Regions from separate parts of the Homo sapiens genome. Here region 2 is linked to region 1. A link is a loop called in an ENCODE intact Hi-C map of the cell type or tissue named here. Cell type or tissue: mammary epithelial cell. All regions are shown on one strand.

Region 1 (4,000 bases):
CGCCCCTGAAGCCAGGGCCTCTTTTCTTCAAGGCCACCCCCCAACTCATCTCAGGCTGAGGCTCCTCTCTTGAGGCCATATCCCATGGTAGCATTTCTTTGAGGGCTGCTTTTCTGCCGTTTTTCTCCCCAGGTAGGGCCTCTAAAACCGATGGAAGTGAAGTGCTACACCTCAGAGCTGCTTTAGCCCTTAGAGCTGGCCAGGGTCTGAGTGGGCCTCTCACAGGGCCACAGGACTGCCCTTTCCCCCAGCATGCCTAGAAGCTGAGACCACTCACACCACATGAACATGCTATCCTTGTTCCTCTTTCCTGCCAGCCTCAACACAACCAGAATACAGCCCAATAATGGCTGCCTACAAATGGGAGGCACCCAGGGAAGGGAGGGGGTGCTGATTAAGAACCAGCCTGGAGGAGGATCATGGTTTCTCTGAAACAAGAAGGAGGTGAGGGTTGATGCGGAAGGTATATTAGAAATGCTTCAAGCACTTGATGCTTTGAGGGTTTGGGGATTTGAGTTTGGGTTTGTTTTTTAAGCTTAACAATGTGAAAAAGATGTCAAATAACTTTTCTGAACTGTGGCAATCAGAGCCTTGTCCAGAATCATAACTTAATGGCTTTTTGGCTCTCAATTTGATGGTCAGTTTGGCTAACCAACACTTTTTAATTCTGTGTTATTTATTACTCAGTTGATCCCCCCCATAATATGTTAAAAGCCTACTTCCAACCTGTTAAAATGTACCCTTGGAGTGCTGTCCAGATTCACCATTAAAATAGTGTCTTTCCAGTCTTATGTATTTTATTCAGCAGTTACTACAGTACTTTTTTTTTTTTTTTTGACAGGATCTCATTCTGTTGCCCAGGCTGGAGTCCAGTGGTGTGATCACAGCTCACTGAAGCTTTGACCTCCTAGGCTCAAGCTATCTTCCTGCCTCAGGCTCCTGAGTAGCTGGGACTATAGGCACATGCCACTATACCTGGCTAATTTTTAATTTTTTGTAGAAACTGGGTCTCGCTATGTTGCCCAGGCTGGTCTCGAACTCCTGGGTTCAAGCATTCCTGACACTTTGGCCTCCCAAAGTGCTGGGATTACAGGCATGAGATGCCATGCCTGGCCATATTTTTATTTTTAAATCTTTCTATTTAAATAAGGAGAGGGAGAGAGAGAGAAAGCTCTAGGTGCATTTTTTCCAAATGGACACCTTGCCATGTTTTCAACACACATCTAAAGCCTGAATTGAGAGTATAATTTTTCTGTAGATACATCACCTTGAGGAATTTTATAAACTTCAGTTTCCTCATCTGAGAAATGAGGTAGTTGGATTAGATGAACTGGCTCATCAAGTGAGTATAAGGAGCCTTCCAAATTTAAGAATTATTAACATTTCCCGGAAGACTAACCAGGCAATTTTTCTTCTTTAGGTTTGACTTTCTGAGATGTCATGGCTTAGTATTCTTTAAGCAAATTCTGGAATGTTCTTGTCCCTTTGGAATAATTGTAATGTGGATTTGTTCTGTGCAACTGATGATATTCTAATGTGTTTGGGCAGGTTTAAGTCTAAATTTCCAAAGTCTCACACCTGTGGTTTTACCAAAAAGGTACTGCTCAAGGAAACCAGTGATGGGCAAAGGATGCATGGTATAGCTATGATGCAAGAGCGCCCTCTGCAGGCCATGCGAAGATGAGTCTCTTTCTTAAAGGGTAGCTTTTCCGCTCTTTGTGTAGAGTACAACCCTTCCCTTCCTCCTGTAGCATTCTCATCAAGAAACATTTGTTTAGTGCTTACCCTGAGCTAGGCACAGTGTGCTTAGGGCTGGGAACACAAAAATAAAAGCATCCTAGGCTTAAAGGATCTCACGGTCTAATGGGGTACATCCCAATCAGATCATTATAATGCAACCTGAGAGGTGTGTCACTGGAGCTGTGCCTCATGTCCCCATTAGTTTGCAATCACAAGTTGCACACAAGAGCCGAAATCAAACTGTACAGTACAATGCTTTTTTGTTAGGAGAGAAGGACTGGTGACTCACCCTAGCATTTTCTCTTTGCACAGAAACAGATGCCCTGCCCAGAAGCAACACGGCTAATGGGTGCCACCGTGGAGACCCAGGCAACCTGAGAGTAGTCCTGACAGCCAGACCTCCAGGGTGGAAATGGGAAGGTCTACAGAGAAAGGTCAGGATTTAACAGGGAAATGGAGGAGGGCAAGAATGGGGGTCAGGAGGTATCTACGCATTTTGATATGAAATTAAGAAGTTCATTTAAAATATACAACCAAGGCCCGTGACACTTTTTGTAACAAGATTCTAGCTTATCTTCCCACTAGATTTTGTTGGACTTTTTTCAAATTGTATCTGATTGTGTTTTTCAAACTAGGCCAGGAGGGCCCCTCAACTTCTAAAATACAAAAATTCTTTCTGCTCCTCTTTTCAAATCTTCTCAGATTCTGGACACACCCAGAAATTCCATGTGCCTTTTTACTCCCTTAATCCTGTTAACTTTTTGTCTCTTCTTAGCAATGACTTCCTTTCATTTTAGAGAAAGTTCTGCTGGTAACATACTGTATAAGCCAGGAGAGAAAAAGAACTTGAAAGAGGAACACATTTTTCTTCATTTTTTTTTTTTCAAAAAAGGTAAGGGAAAAAAATAAAGGAAGTGGAGAAATATACTACTCAGTACAGTTGTCAAACAAATTTCTTGGAACCATGGCCTACAAGAATACCTATCTTAACTGCATTGCACTAGAAACCACATTTTCATATTCCTTTTGTGATAATTCTAAGATAATGAATTAGATGTTAGCCATTGTTTTCCAGAATAGAATTTCTGGAGTTACTGGTAGTTCAGGGAATTTTAGTCACAAGATATATATTTTCTGTACCTTTGTGTGTGTGTATATGTGTGTATGCATATATACTTATATACATGCACATATATACACATACACACAAACATGCATGTGCTATAGCTTTTGAATGGAGATATATGTGTGTGTACACACACACACATTCATTCATTCATTTATATCATACAGCTTCTCTGAAGAGCAACAGGAGAAAAATGCAGGAAATATAAAGGCAACCTGGGGTCAGTCCTATGCAGTGAGCTCTTTGAGGTCTCCATCAGAAATAAAAGATTTCAGTCTTTTTTGGCTGGGCACAGTGGCTCACACCTGTAATCCTAACACCTTGGGAGGCCAAGGTGGGAGGATTAACAAAAAATACAAAAATTAGCCGGGGGTGGTGGTGGGAGCCTGTAGTCCCAGCTACTTGGGAGGCTAAGATGGTAGGATCACCTGAGCCAGGGAGATGGAGGCTGCGGTGAGCCATGATCGCACCACTGCACACCAGCCTGGGTGACAGAGTGAGACCCTGTCCTAAAAAAAAAAAAAAAAAAAAATCAATCTTTTCATAGTTATTCAAATTAAAACAACAAAATAGAGATGTGAAGACTTGGCTCAGGAAGATTCAGTCATCTCAACAGTCACTGTAAAGAACTGCCATCAGACTCCTTTTGACTCTAAATGGCAAAGGATACCAACACTGTTCTTCCTAGGAAGCTAATCTATAGTTAAAATAGGCACATTGCATAGCTCTGTGTATCTACAGTGTTGTAATTGTCTAACAGAGTGGAGATACTAAATGTACTCAGTGCATAAAACACATTTTATTTAAAATAGAGAGGAAATTCCTGAGGGAACAATAAAATCAAGGATGTTACAGTAATTTCATGAGCCATCCAGATATAATTACCAACAAATAAAAATAAAATATTTCATAATGCTCTGTTTTATTTAAATATTGGCTTATAAGGCATTGTTCTGTTATTTTCTTTGGTTAAAACAAAGTTTTTAAAATCAATATCTCATACTTGTTAGTATGTATTAGTGGGAAACCTTTATAATAAAGTAATTTTATGTGCAAAAGCTGCCTAGTTTCCAGCTCTGGGGCATTCCGGGAGCACAAACCTCAGGGGCATCATTATGGCCCAAAAAACCTGGG
Region 2 (4,000 bases), 310 kb before region 1:
GCTCAGCACAGCAGGTTGGTTTAATTACTTTTCTTACCAACTGGGTGGAGAAATATTTCATCTGGATTCTCTGTGGAGTGCTTTATTTGGTAATTGGTCTAAGAACAGAGGAGGAAACAAATCTCTTTTTGGCAGGATCTGGGGCCTCAAGGTAGAATCTCTGGGAGTCCTATTTTTAAACAGAGAGGATGCAGGCAAGACATTGGTGAGGCTGTTGGGCCATCTGAGTGGTACGACTGCTCCAGGGGCCTGCATGGGGACATGTAGTAATATATTCAAGGGGGAACGGAGTAATAGCCATCATTGAGGATATAATTGATTTCAGGAGGTGACTAAAGGTCATAGGAGACAAGACCACTAAACTAGAACCTTGGACTCGAAAAGAAGAAATGTGACTGAAAATAGTGAGAATAATGTTTCTGTGTGGTTCATGCACTGGGTTTAAATGTAATTCGAAAGTTGAAGTTTGAAAAATGGTTTGAATACTAAGCACTAAGTAGGCACCCCTCAAAAATGTTATTGTCCTAATCACCCAACAAAGAAAGCATTGTTGGACTAGGTATATAACTTTGCAGGGTCAGTGTTCTAAATAGCAATACTGATATAAATAGATAAATTATGAAAATTTTAGTCTTTAAATTGTTTGCTGACTATAATCTGATTGTCTTCATGCCCAGAGAAAAATAAATAAATATAATAAGAACTATCGGAAAGTACTTTTTAGACCTTCAGGTATGGGCACTATTACATTCTAGTTTTGATCTACAAGTATGAATATTATCAAATAGTTGGTCAATGGTTGTTGATTTGAAATTTTTCATGTAGCATCATTCAGAGGGTATAAGCAGTATAACCAGATCCCAGAAAGGCTTAGTAACAGTACAAGGGAAACAATCCTAGAGGTTTTTATTAATTGAAAGTTCCATATGTGTCAGCAGAGTTTCATGGTTGCCAAAAAAAAGGTAATGAAATCTCAGGCTTCAGAAACTAAAGTAGAGTGTTCATTGTAATGTGGGCCCAGTCATGCTCAAATGCGCACTGATAAGGAAACCTGGACTCTCGTGTTCACTTCTGGACAAACTAAAGCACAGTAGAGTGACTAGGATAGTAAGGGGAACAGAATGCACAGAATATGAAGAACAATTACAGAACTTAAGAAAACTTCACTTGGAGAAGAGAAGTCTTACGGGACATTTGATGATGCACCAATATCTGCAAGGTTAAAGGAAGAAGAGAAATTAGATTTATTGTCTTCCTCCTCTTCAAGAGGAAGAATCAGGACCAATGGATAAATGTTATAAGAAGTAGATTTGAGCCAATATAGAAAGTATTCTGAAAATTAAAGTGGTCCAAAAATGGATTGAGCTTCCTGGTGAGATAAAGAGGGGCCATTACAGGAGGTGTTTAGGTAGAAAATGCATGACTATTTATCAGAACTATTGTGGGAAGGACTCTTGCATCACAAAGAGGATTGGCCTGGAAGATATCTAAGGACATTTTGCAATTCTTATAGTCCTTGATTCTAAGTATTATCTGTGATTCCTAATGCACTTGCTGTATGGACACATATGCTTTGCACAGGTAGATTTATCCAAATTCATTAAAAATAGTGTGACCCTGCCACTGGGAGAAAAATAATAATCTGTTACTTACTTCCTGAACTAACTGCTATTTACCACCTATCATTATGAAACTTTCTTGTGGGTTTTCAGTTCAGTCTTAGTACTAAATAGGAAGTAACTGAAATATTAGTTGAGTTGGATATTTAGAGGTTATTGGCAAACACTTACTGTGCACATATTACATGTTCAGCACTGCATCCACCCGACACATGCAAAAATGAATAAGGCATAGTCTCCACTCACAAGACGCTCATAGTCTAAAAGGTCAACTCACACCTAAAGAGAAATATAAGATACTCAGTAGCAAGCCAGAAGCCACAGAGTCTAGAAAAGTGGGTCTTAGTCCCACCTAGTTTAAGGGAAGACTTTCAGGACAGAATGATAGTTTATCCAGTAAGAGTTGGCCAAATAAAAATAGGAAGGGTATTCCAGAGAGAAGGATCTTTGTGAAGTGCAGAGCAGCAGAGTATGAAGGAACCACTAGAGTATAATGCATCAGGTGTCAAGCAGGGAGGGTGGAAAATAAGACTTCGGACAGAGAGAGAAGGCAATGTACAAAGGGCTCATACACTATTGCTTAGGAGTTTGTGGAGCAGCACAAGACTGCAGTCAGAAAAATAACAAAGTTAGATCTGCATTTTAGGTGGAATAATCCAGCTAGAATGCCAAAGACGGTAACTGAAAATTTGTAAATAATTTGGTGCAGTTTGAAGTTTTGTTCACATGTATTGTCAAAAGTTTGGTTTTTTTTAATTCCACACAAATTAAATCCTTTGTTAAGCACACATGCCTTCTAAATGAAACACATTTACAAGAAAAGCAACTCCTCATGTTGGCCTTTCTGTAATCTACAGCTCTCTCTACTTCCTACTTCATCCATTTCTCCCAGGAATTGGAAGGTTGAATCAGAAACAGCTCTTTCTTATTCATCTTTTTCAGAAATACATTTGGAAACTGCCATTCATCATCCTCAACCTAGAAAACAAAAAGATAGAAGCAGAAACCTGTCCTTCAAGAAACAAATGTGCAGGAGGGAATTTTTTTTTTTTTTTTTTTTTACTGATAAAAAGCTACCTCTAGTTTTTTCAAAATGTTCATATCACCCTGGGCTGGCAGGGAAGGAGAAACCTAAAATCTGAGTTACTGTTAAGAGACAATTGTTCCCAAAGCTGATAATTTTTTTTTAAGCCAGAGCAAGATAATGATGTTGTCATGCAACTTAAAGATCAACTCTGTACATCACTGAGACAAAACTTGCTCTTCCTGTCAAGGTCCTCCATGGAAAACAACAGAAGTAAGACTCGTGCTGTCTCTATCTCATTTCCTTGGAATGAAAGTCGTCTTTTGTTTAGCATACGCACTGCAACTCTATTATCCTCCTGCTTCCATCCTTGACTATACAATATTGGTGACAGTCCATTTTCCGGCACCTGTTATAAAACAGATGCATTCCCCCCACCATTTAATTCAGTTAATGTTCCTAACAGTTTTGTGCAAAGTATCTCAGTCAGGTTCTCCACACGAAGTTTCTCAAAAGTGTACACATGTGAATAACACTAAACTAACTTCTACTTCCATATAATTCTGTCACAAGGTCACACAAAAAAACTAAACAGAAAAAAAAAATCCAGCTTCTGGGAGGGCTGCAGTTTTGCAATCATTTGCAAATAGTCCATAAGTCTCATCAGAGCTTGCTTCACTGTTAAATCAGGTCAAACAAGAAGAAAACTATGACGGTAGCAGGGCTGTTCAATAAGGGCAGATTCTTCATCCTCCTTTTGTATCTCTAATCCCCAAACTCTATTATTTCCACACAAAGGTTTAATAATTTGGAGCTATGGGAAGTCCTAAAATTTTGCTACTACATCTATCCAACATAGTCTAAGAACCTGCCTTTTGGAATCTCTTACACTAAAGGGCACTTTTCATCATAAACAGATCTTCCACTTAAGGTGACAAAATTTCACATGAATTCTCCCAGGCACAGGAAGAAATCTGCAATCTAGGGAGTAAGCACAGGCAGGACGTGCGGGAGAGCTGGACACAGCCCTGGCCCTGTCATGAGCTTAGCTGTGTGAACATGGACAACTCAGTCTCCTGAGTCCTCAGTGCCTTCACCCGTACCAAGGAGATTTGGACAAGCCACCTTTAACGCCATGCCCAGGCTTAGAATCCCATTAGGGCAATGACACGTGTTCTTGCCTGAGAAAATCTGTCTCAAGTTATAGGAAAAATGGAGGAAAACAGAAAAGACATTTTAAAAAATAAGAAGATAAGCAACCAGTAGAGGCAGATGACATCAGATAGGGTATCACCAAAGAAAGCAGAAATATGCTTAAACATTGTATGAGAAGCAAACAAGTGAGGAGTAGAGAAGA

Evidence for each region. Peaks named below come from ENCODE experiments on the same cell type or tissue, not always from the same donor. Only the 100,000 strongest peaks of a DNase experiment are listed, where the experiment ranks them.
Region 2: a loop joins it to region 1, with 3 times the contacts of the local background. A loop is called at or near these places in 1 of 110 quality-filtered maps.

Annotation. Positions count from the first base shown.
Region 1 is chr13:49,974,507-49,978,506 of GRCh38, reverse strand. No RefSeq gene overlaps it. Among named protein-coding and RNA genes, the nearest start is that of MIR3613, 20 kb to the left of the region's middle. RefSeq lists a silencer at 1,520-1,814. In mammary epithelial cell, a CTCF peak has its summit at 1,662 (motif pointing left); DNase peaks (open chromatin) are centred at 1,686 and 2,006; H3K27ac peaks cover 448 bases.
Region 2 is chr13:50,282,503-50,286,502 of GRCh38, reverse strand. The region is part of intron 2 of DLEU1 (deleted in lymphocytic leukemia 1); the gene reads right to left. Among named protein-coding and RNA genes, the nearest start is that of DLEU2, 160 kb to the right of the region's middle. In mammary epithelial cell, no CTCF peak of the experiment used is centred here; no DNase peak of the experiment used is centred here.